Regions from separate parts of the Homo sapiens genome. Here regions 1 and 3 are each linked to region 2. A link is a contact called in ENCODE Hi-C or POLR2A ChIA-PET data. All regions are on one chromosome and are shown on one strand. Each heading gives the region's core, a stretch centred on a gene start or an enhancer-like site at or near the end of the contact. The rest is flanking DNA. Distances are from core to core; before and after follow the strand shown.

What was found. Hi-C counts contacts between places; a loop is a spot of excess contacts on that map. ChIA-PET counts read pairs that join two places held with the same protein, here RNA polymerase II (POLR2A). Pooled maps may share reads with other maps.
Region 1: a map of PC-9 shows a loop between it and region 2 (7-fold over the local background). The contact joins two enhancer-like sites. A Hi-C loop is called at or near these places in 1 of 168 maps with a recorded cell type or tissue (PC-9) and 6 of 50 pooled maps. POLR2A ChIA-PET finds 5 or more read pairs at or near these places in 2 of 52 experiments (OCI-LY7 and WTC11).
Region 3: a loop to region 2 is called in a map of dorsolateral prefrontal cortex, with 5 times the contacts of the local background. The contact joins two enhancer-like sites. A Hi-C loop is called at or near these places in 3 of 168 maps with a recorded cell type or tissue (aorta and dorsolateral prefrontal cortex) and 11 of 50 pooled maps. POLR2A ChIA-PET finds 5 or more read pairs at or near these places in 1 of 52 experiments (MCF 10A).

The regions. Positions count from the first base shown.
Region 1 is chr13:40,438,714-40,442,097 of GRCh38, forward strand. The region is part of intron 6 of LINC00598 (long intergenic non-protein coding RNA 598); the gene reads right to left. Among named protein-coding and RNA genes, the nearest start is that of LINC00598, 41 kb to the right of the region's middle. Within about 2 kb of position 1,354, at least 22 of the 41 ENCODE cell types and tissues checked have a DNase peak (open chromatin) inside an H3K27ac peak, as active enhancers do.
Region 2 is chr13:40,270,396-40,273,800 of GRCh38, forward strand. No RefSeq gene overlaps it. Among named protein-coding and RNA genes, the nearest start is that of LINC00548, 52 kb to the left of the region's middle. Within about 2 kb of position 1,681, at least 23 of the 41 ENCODE cell types and tissues checked have a DNase peak (open chromatin) inside an H3K27ac peak, as active enhancers do; they include dorsolateral prefrontal cortex, where a contact is called at or near this core.
Region 3 is chr13:40,067,992-40,071,082 of GRCh38, forward strand. LOC107984569 (a long non-coding RNA gene) reads right to left here. Exons shown (of 3, transcript XR_001749970.1): 3 at 2,694-2,815. Among named protein-coding and RNA genes, the nearest start is that of LINC00332, 110 kb to the right of the region's middle. Within about 2 kb of position 1,385, at least 4 of the 41 ENCODE cell types and tissues checked have a DNase peak (open chromatin) inside an H3K27ac peak, as active enhancers do; they include dorsolateral prefrontal cortex, where a contact is called at or near this core.

The sequences.
Region 1 (3,384 bases), core at 104-2,603, 170 kb after region 2:
AGAACCCCTTTGCTGCTTATGCCCCCATGCTCTGGAGATTTTCTTGGAATTTAGATAAACTTATTAAAGTCCATTTTGTTAACATCCGTTTGCTGAAACCAACAGTTAAATCTGTCAGCACTGACGTCAATAATCTTCCAAAAGAAAGAGGTGAATATCACAGTTCCTCATGTCTAGAAAGTGATCACCTAAGACCTGGAACAGTTATAATTTTTTAAATCTGACTGCCCTTAAATTCATATTTCAATTATTCTTTTGTCATTCTATTAAGCATTGATTTGAACTAGAATTATCTATCTAGTTCACAGGCTAAATTCTCTTTAGCCCTTTGGCAACGGCTCCCTGACCTCTGCTATTACTGACTTATACTCTAGAGAAAGCACCCCTGCTTCTGTTCAGCATCTACTGGTCTCAGAATAGTGGGCCCGAAAAGCAGGCACATATTTTCCAAGACAGCTCAGAAAACCACTTTCACTTTCAGGAAACAAGCTTGATCATTATACTCCACGGAGCCGAGAGCCACATACAATTAACTACTTAACAAATACCTCTGATTAGGATTTTAAAGATTCCTGAGCAGAAGGAAAGAGTGGAGCAAATAAAAGAGATTGGCAGAAGAGATAGTCCCATGATCAGGATGACAGAAATACACAGAGATAGAATCTTAGGCCCATTCCCGTAAAAAACGTAACGGCTAACATTTCTAAGAGAGATACTTTGTGCCGCAGACAGCCCTAAGCCATGTATGTGGATCAGCTGCTCTCAATGGCCCCATGAGCAAGGTAAGATTATCATTCCTTCTTTACAAAGGAGGAAGCTGAGACACAGTAAGGTTCATAACTAGCCTCACGTTCAGCTAGAAGGTGGCTTTTAAACTGCAGAGCCGTAGTGCTTGCTGCTGCAGCTCCTGAGGACACCTGTTCCATGAGGCCTGGAGCTCTCTCATAAGGAATCTTACCTGCATGTTTTCCCCCCACCGGCCCCTCCTCCAAGGCCTTTCCTGCTCCCACGCCTTCTCTGTGTTCCTGACAAGCTTCAGCCCTGGATCTTAGACTTCCAGGCAGTCTACCACTTCTGGCACCACCTCTCCTTGCCTATCATGGGCCCCCTTTACTCTATGTTATTATTGGAGAAAAGCCACCATGCAAGATCCAGGGCCCTTTCCAGCTCTGAGGTCTTTCTTGGAAATCCAGCTCTCCAAGACACCTTGCTAAGGGTCAAAGCCATCCCTAGGGTGTACAGAATTAGGCAAGAAGCCACACACCAGTGGCTCAGTAACTAGAGGGACATGTTTACAGCAGCCAGCAGGGGCTAAATCCTCAGATTCAGATACAGCCAGTTCCACAAATTCAACTGCACCAAAACTGGACCATGAGGCACTGCTCAGTAGCACAAAATTGAAACCAATGCAATCAGCTCTTGGCTGCCAGACCCCTGGAACTGACCAATTGGCTGTGTAGGCTCAGCCCTGTCATCTGCTCCACCTCCAAATAACTGACCCTGACCTTTACTGACTGGAGTATCTTGGATACTTCCCACAGGGCTATGGCAGCATTTTTTTTTCTTAATTTTTTTTTTTTTTAGCAAGATGTGGTCTCACCATGTTGCCCAGGCTGGTCTTGAACTCCTGGTCTCAAGTGATCGTCCTGCCTCAGCCTCCCAAAGTGCTGGGATTACAGGTGTGAGCCACTGTGCCTGGCCCAGTCACTCACGTTTTAAAGTTACTAAATAATGAAGTTTAAAGAGGCTCAGAGACTAGCCCTGGGTCACTCGGGGACAAGTAACTTGTTGACATGGGATTGAGACCCAGGGTCACCAGCCCCAAGAATCATGCTGGCAACATTTACTCGGGTGTTTTGGAGCATCTTTCTAACACATTCTGGTAATATGGGACAACACTATAGATGGAAATCTCTTGTTCTAATGGTTCCTTTTAATTGAAGTGTTTCAATTTTCTGTGGATAAAGGAGGCAATTGGCCATCCCAGGCTGTTTTCTGCTCCCATTTCCCCTCTTTGCCCCCATAGGCAATGTCAACTCCTCAAACAGCCTCCCAGGTCAGAAGGGCATCAGACCCCATCAAACTCCAAGGGAAGGAGAAGGCTGTAGGAAAGAAAAGGAAAGTAGGTGAAGAAAACATGCTCATTTTATTGTGCGAAAGGGGAATTGCCAACGTAACATTCTGCTTTTCTGAGTGAGCATTTTGATCATCTTAGATGGACTGGAGCAAGCCAGGTTTCATTGATAAAAATCGCAACAGCCTCCTCCTGAGGGATATGGAATATCTCAAGCTATTTGTGAGATTCTATCACTATCAGATTTCTCTGTGCCCAGTGGGAATGAAAGTCTAAAACGCATTCCTGTCTCTGTCTCTCAAATAAACATTTTCCAAACATCCAAGAAACAGAGCATGTTAAGATCTTAAACTAGAGAATCCCATGAATGCTGTCTGCCCAAGACCGAGGAACAAGATCTATGTAAAAAGGGGGAAAGGGATTACTCCCCAAACAGGAGATTTTAGACACTATTAGAGGTCTTGAGGCATACCTAAACATATGAGCCAAACGGCGTCATAGGAAAAAAGGCTTCTGCTAGAAAGTACTTGCAGGCCATAACAAATTAGGTGATTCCCGTGAAAGAGATTAACCTTTGGTATCAAGTTGATTGAAGTCTCAGATGGCACTAGCCGCTGGCCATTCATCCCATCTCGTACTCAGAGGGTGCCAGCACTGACAGGCTCTGGAGGTCAGACCAGGGCAGGACACAGGTGGAAGCCTGCCAAGGCTTACCAAAGGGCTGGCAAGCAACTCGATATGGGAACTGGAGCTTTCCTTTTGAGTTTCCTGAGCCCTGGGCCTGTAAGTATCCTTTGCAGATAAAGGGTCCTAACCATTAAATGCATACCAACATGTTTTCACCATCACAGATAATGGCTTCACCATCTAAATGCTTTTAAAAATTAGCATGATGTTGTGGCTCCTTGTCCTTACTAAGGAGTTTATACCAGGAAAAAAGTGTGGTAATAACTGTGTACATACAGATGTCCTTTGACATAATGGGCCAATTCCATCAGTTTAATATTATACAGTAGTTCCCAAATCGCACTGAATAAAGGTGAGAGAGGCTGGCTATGAAGAATCACATCAATACGATCTTTGAGGCAGATTTGGCCCTGTTATCTATGTGCAAACATGAACACAGAGTCTTCTAAATTTTGCTTTTGTTTGATTGCCTTCCTATAAAGAAAAAAATTATCCAACATGATTAACCTTTGTTTGTAAAAATATATAAATAAATAAATTTTCCCTCGCTTTTGCTAAATAGTTAGAAGAGTAAGTTTGCAAATTAACACTTTAGCAAGACTCTGAATCAATCTCAAAGAAGG
Region 2 (3,405 bases), core at 431-2,930:
CTGGTATTCTGTAATGAGAATTGTCTATTATTTCACTAGATATTCTAGACAATTGAACCTGGTCCTAAATTTTCTCCCCCTAAGAAACTAGTGATAACCTTCAACCAGTGTAGCTAAGATACAGCTGTTTCTTGGATCAGTTTCTTATTTCTTTACATCCTGAGCAGTCTATGTGCCAGGACATTTTCTTCTATTAATAAAGCCATCTTAGTTTGTGTCTCTGCAATTGCCCAAAGCAAGTCCCCAAGAACCAAATTAATATCCTGTGATAGCAAGCTCCATTTCCCTTGACTGTGCTCGGCACAACATGAGTTGCAGCTTGACGCAGGAATCGACATGGGGCCCTCAGCTCTGTGCTCCTCCATCATCACTTTCTTCACCTCAAAATGAGTCCCCATGATATGCCATACTCTGCATAGGACAAAGTAGTGCACAAAAGCAAATGAGGTTTTTCCCTTAGAGGAGCTTATACTCCACAGCTGAGTTTGCTAAGGAGGCTGGGTTCTCTTTTTGAGAGCTGGTCCATGGGGTTTGTTATAAACACCATCAGCAGAAAGAGCCACTTCCTGTTGGTATCTGGGTCTAACACAGATCCCTAATTGCCCAGAAATTTGGGTGCCATAACAATGGTGACATCTCCCCAGAAGTGGGCACAGGGGAGCAACTTAGGGTATTCCCATTTCATCACTTCCCAGGATTCCACTTCCAGAGATTTCTTAAACCTGACTCCATGGTAAGTCTCTTAATTACATCAATACTCCCTTTGAGCACCTCCTATGTGCCAGGCCATGTGCTAAGAACTTTGCAATTAATCCTCTTAACAACTGTTATATTTTTTTTCAACAAATGAGGGAAAAATGGCTCAGGAATATTAAGTAACAAATCCAAGCTCACTAGAGGCAAGTGCTAGTAGAGTCAAGACTCTAACCTAACCTGACTCCAGAGACTCCCCCCAGATTGAAGAAGGTGAATACAACACAGCCAGGAGGCTCCAACATGTTTACAGCAATGAGATTTTTCCTTTTTGATCCATCTGTGGCTGAGAACAGAATTGACTCCCTTCCAGAAAAATCTAGTCTGGTCTCTGTGACTTGGAAAAATAGTCAAGTGCTAAGTGAGCCATTCAGGACCCAAGAGGGTAAAATTAACAAGCATGACAGCAGCATTCATTTTTCAGTGTCAGCAATGTTCCAGGTGTAAGGAAGGACCCTAATTATTATCAGGCCACACACACGGTTTTCCTTCCTGCCTTGTGGCTCAGAGTGGTCGGCAAGAGCTACAGGCATCTTCCTGCCACATGAGTGGAGCTAGCGGAGGCCAAACGTCACTCAGAGACACCCAGGCCCCACCCCAGAGACTGACAGGAGCAACTACCACACTCAGTCCTCTCTCGGTTCCAGGAGCCACCATGTCCAAGCCAGTCCAAGCCAGAGAAAGGGGCCAGGCATGCCTCACGCCACCTCCCGAGATAGGCTTTGTTATTTGAATTTAAGGCCACCCCGAACTGCATGGCAGTTTTCTTAGTGGCCTTCCACAGAGCCACCTGTCTCAAGGCAGCACTCTCAGGGTTCTTGCTTCCTACAACCGAAGCTGGAAGGAGGAACCTCAGATTCCTTTATGGGTAGGAAAGAGATTGCAGAGAAAAACAGCCTCTTTGTGAAAGGCTGATTTGAAAAGGCATGCACAGATGAGTTAGAATCTGGGACTGTGTCCAGGTGGAAGTCTTGCCTGGAATTCCTAATGCATTCTTTCTGTTATTAAAATAATATAAGCAACCGGGGTGGCTTGTTGCTTCTCTGCATGTAGTCAATTTGGCTCATGCTGTGTGACCATTTAAAATCTGACCTCAAGTGGTGCCAATTTAAAAATCTTTTCATTCTGGGTATGTTTCCATTCCACACAACAAGCCCATGGCTATTCCCTAAACTATTTTCTCCAAGCAAAGAGTAACTCAGTAGAACCAAGCTTCTTGCCAGACGTGATGCAATCAGCCAAGCCACCCAATGTCTTGTGTCCCTGGCTCCACCCCACTTTTCTCCCCACGGCCAGCTGTCTGCTTCCAACAGGTCCACTTTTCTGGTCTGTCCTGTCTTTCCCTAGAGCACAGTCCTCCCTTTATTGTCAGGGAAGGTGTTTTCAGGTGGCTGGGTAGACATGGCATTTTCTCCTTCTCACACAGGGAGAGAAGCTCTGCCCTGCCTCCCCCACCGAGCTGTGAGTCATCAACACACAAGATGACAGAGTCTTTTGCAAAGATAAATGATGGAGGTGGAAGATCAAGATGTACCTAGATTTGCCTTCTAAGAGCTAGTTTGCAACTTCCTTTGACCTCTATATTCTCCCAAAGAAACATGAGGTAAAACACAGAAAAAGCATCATGTTTTTCCTGAGGCATTCAGCCTTCCAAGATGTAGCTAAGAAGAAAGATTATATATGTATATAAATCTATAAAACCCTTATCTTGGTAGCTCTGATTCACCCACTTGTGTTGCCAAAATAACCTATTCAGGCTTTTAGGCATCTGGAGAAGTGAGAGTCACCCCTGGAACTCCTAAAGACCAAAGAGATGAGCTCATGCAAAATCTGCCACCTCAGTAACCTGCAAAGAAGCATGAAGAAGCTGAACAGGCGGGGCTTGGTGGCTCACACCTGTAATCCCAACACTTTCAGTGGCCAACGCAGAAGGATCTCTTGAGGCCAGGAGCTCGAGACCAGCCTGGGCAACGTAGTGAGACCCTCTGTCTACAAAAAATTTAAAAATTATCTAGGTATGGTGGTGTGTGCCTATAATCTCAGCTCCTTGGGAGGTTGAAGCGGGAGGACCGCTTGAGCCCAAGAGTTTGAGGCTGCAGTGAGCTACAATCACACCTCTGCACTCCAGCCTAGGCAACAGAATGAGAACCTGTTTCTTTTAAAAGAAGAAGAAGAAGCAGAAGCTGAGGAGCCCAGCACCTCCGCCTTCCTGCCATCACTGCCAGTTCCTTTGCCAGGGCTTTCCTCTGGCCCTCTAAGGACATCCTATTTTATCTGAGGCTCAGAGCAGATGAAAACGCAATTGTAGCACTTACAGCATCCACATAGGAACAGCCAGTTGTCATGATCTCTGAGAGGAAGGAAATAAGATGGTGTTTTATTTTTAAGTAGCCCAAGAGATTTCAATGATGGCATTAAAATTTTAATCACAAACTCCTTAAGTTAGGGGGAAAAAAATTAAAAAGCCCACAAAGGACTCATTGTATAAGAGAGTTTCACCATTTGGAGTTCTTTTATAAATTTGTGTCAGATCACAATTTGCTGTCTGAGAAATGTAAATTAGTTATTAATGAGCCAAAATTCTAACATCAAAGGCTGTGCAGCCACATGCCAGGGAGAAACAAAGAGCTCTCCCAGCACCGTCAACTGCTC
Region 3 (3,091 bases), core at 135-2,634, 200 kb before region 2:
TAAATTTGAACTTACAAACTAAATGTCTGTTAACAAAATGCTGCTTTTATTTTTTTTTCATATGCTGGAGTTTTCCATGAGATTTTGTTGGGGAAAAATATATGTAATGCTGAAGAAGTTTGAACACCGTGGAGCAAACCTAAGGATTTAGCTGCACAGGCAAGGGCCTTCCAGCACTGGCCCCGCCTGCCTCTTCAGCCTCAACTCCCCTCTCAGAACCCCTTACACCCTGAGGAGCAAAATCACCAGCTCTCCCTCCATCTGAGCCTTTGTTTAAACATGTTGCATCCTCCTCTGGAATGCACTCCCCCTCCTCACCTCCCATGCACCCCCTTGAACGTCACCCCTAGGAAGCCATCCTGACCTCTCCAGGGATAGGGTCTGTGTTCCCACGTAAATGCTCCTCCAGCACTTCCCACCATTGATGTAAATTTTGCTTGCATGTCTGAGTTCCTAGATGGGAAGGGCAGTCGCTTATTGATATTTATTTACACAGCGGCTATTCATTACCTGGCTCATAATATGTGCTTAATAAATGTGAATTGAATGAACAAATGAATAATTTAAATAACAACCAGGATTTAGTCCTTAATGGATTTGAGCTTCTATATTTCTAAAATGCTCATGGCTGACACTGAATGCATACTAAGTATCAGGAACTGCCCTATTTCTACGAATTTCTTCTTTAATCCTCAAAAACAGTTCTATGAGGTAGGTAGTACAATTATCATGCTAATTTTTCAGATGAGGAAAATGAAGTACAATGAGGTGATATGACTTGAGCAAGTTCCCCAGCTAGTAAAAGGCACAGAGACACTTGACTCTAAGGAGTCCACCATTGTCCTCTACGGGATGCACCGTACTGCTTACACAGAGAAGCCTACATGCAATAGGCCTTCCTTTCCTCTTTCCATTCTATTTACTTGCTTCTTCTTTTTTTTTTTTTTTTTTTTTTTTTTTAGATGGAGTCTCACTCTGTTGCCCAGGCTGGACTGCAGTGGTGTGATCTTGGCTCACTACAGCCTCCGCCTCCCGGATTCAAGCGATTCTCCTGCCTCAGCCTCCTGGGTAGCTGGGACTACAGGCACGCGCCACCATGCCCAGCTAATTTTTGTATTTTTAGTAGAGACCGGTTTTCACCATGTTGGCCAGGATGGTTTCGATCTCCTGATGGGTTTGAAAGTTATGCATGTTAGAATTATGCCTAAGATAAGCATTAACAAGATTCTGAGATGGCATTCTTTGAGTAAAGCATAAACTTTAGAACATGTCTTCTCCTTTAGCAGGACTGGGGCCTTGTTTCTTTTTGCCCTGGTTTTTGTCTACCTAGGTTGGGCTCTGGACACTGAGGGGTCATGGTAGTCCTCAGTCTTCCCTGACTCACCGCTGGGTGGCAGTACACCACACTTCCTTTATTCCTGCTCTTTTATGCGTGCGTGTAGAAGTGGGAGCTCTGCTTTAGGGACCACTCTCCAATTCTCAATCTCCTCTTTTGCTTTTGATGTAAATTATCTCTTACACTTTTAGGTAATAGCAAATATTGTTTGTGTCTGTTTTTATGCACTCGTTTAGAATGACATGGAGCTTTGCCAAAGTCAAACGAAGCACATTTCATTAGACCATTTTCATGGGGAGGTTTTTCTTACACAAAATTATCTACAATTAAAAATGCAGAGAGATTTTCCCCGTGTGGCACAGCTTTTTAAAAGACAGAGTCAAAACCTTTATCGAAAAAGCAATTTATAATGCCAGTAATTTTCTACCTCTGTCCTGCTATTATCAAGGACAGCAGTTTTAAAAGAACTGGCTCTGGTCTCTCTGCTCAGCCTGTCGTGCTCACGTAATGGCTTGTCTGTAACTTCAGCCCATTGCCATGGAAGTCATTATGCCACACGCCCAGAAGGGTGATTTTCTACAGCATCAAAGAGGAAGCAACTGGGTTCAAAATGAAAAACAATCTCTATACATGTGAGAGAAAGAAGCATGATGAGGTGGGAAGGACCCAGAGAACACGATTTTATGTGAAAGAGTGCTATGAATGCAAGTTTTCAAATAGAATATTATCAGAACAAGACAATAATAGTTGAAGTGAATAAAATAATTTTCCTAATGGCCTGTTCCTTCTCTCAAATTTTCTACCATAACACATGGTTAGAAGGTCCCAAATAAATGGCCCTTTACAGCTTCTCTGACATTTCTGGTAGCAAACATTCCAAGTGAATAATTTTATTTCTTTCATAAAATCCTGGAAGGGAATCACAAAGCTGCCTGGCTTTAGATGAGGTCTGGGTCATCTCGTCCATACCTCTGCCTTCAGGAAGGTTCAAACTTACTTTCCTAAGCAGATCAGACTCTACACTGGGAGATACCATGAGCTACTTTTTCTGAGGCCAGGGGCAAAGTTCTCTCAGTGTACTGAGTCAAATATTTTGTTAAGGAAGGAACTTGGGATCTGGAGTCAGGGGATTCCAGTGCAAGCCTGGGCTCCAGGGTTTGCCCACCCTGCAAACGTGGACAAGTCACGTGACATCCTTGTGTTCAGGTTGCCTCATCTTCAAAACCGGAAATAATAACCTACATCACAGGGTTGCTCCAGTGGTCAAGTGAGACAATGGATGTGAAAGGGCTTTGTCAACTGGAAAGTGCTCTTCAAATGTCACTTATTATTATTGTTCTGCTCAGTCCATTCATTTTTCTCTGCATGAGTTGAAGAGTACAGTCCTTTACCATTAATCTGCTCCCATGGAGAAGATGTTGGCTTCTACCTGCGTGCACTGGCACCACCAGCCTCCGCAGCCTGGGAAGGAGGTGTAATCTGAGGAGGAAGGAGGAGTGTGAGACCCATGTGTACAGCAGCAACTTCCTGCCTCCCTCCCAGACAACCTGGATCTGTGCACTTGTGGCAACTCAGTAGGGGTCTAGTGTTAGAATTGTGGGGTGAGGGACAGGAGATCTGGATTCTGTCACTATCTGACCGTATGACTTTGGGTTATTTCTTCACTTATTTAGTAACTCATTCAAAATAAATAGTGATTAGAGACACAGGGTCTTGAGCCAGGCAGTCTGAGTTCAAATCTTGATTTCCCCCAAT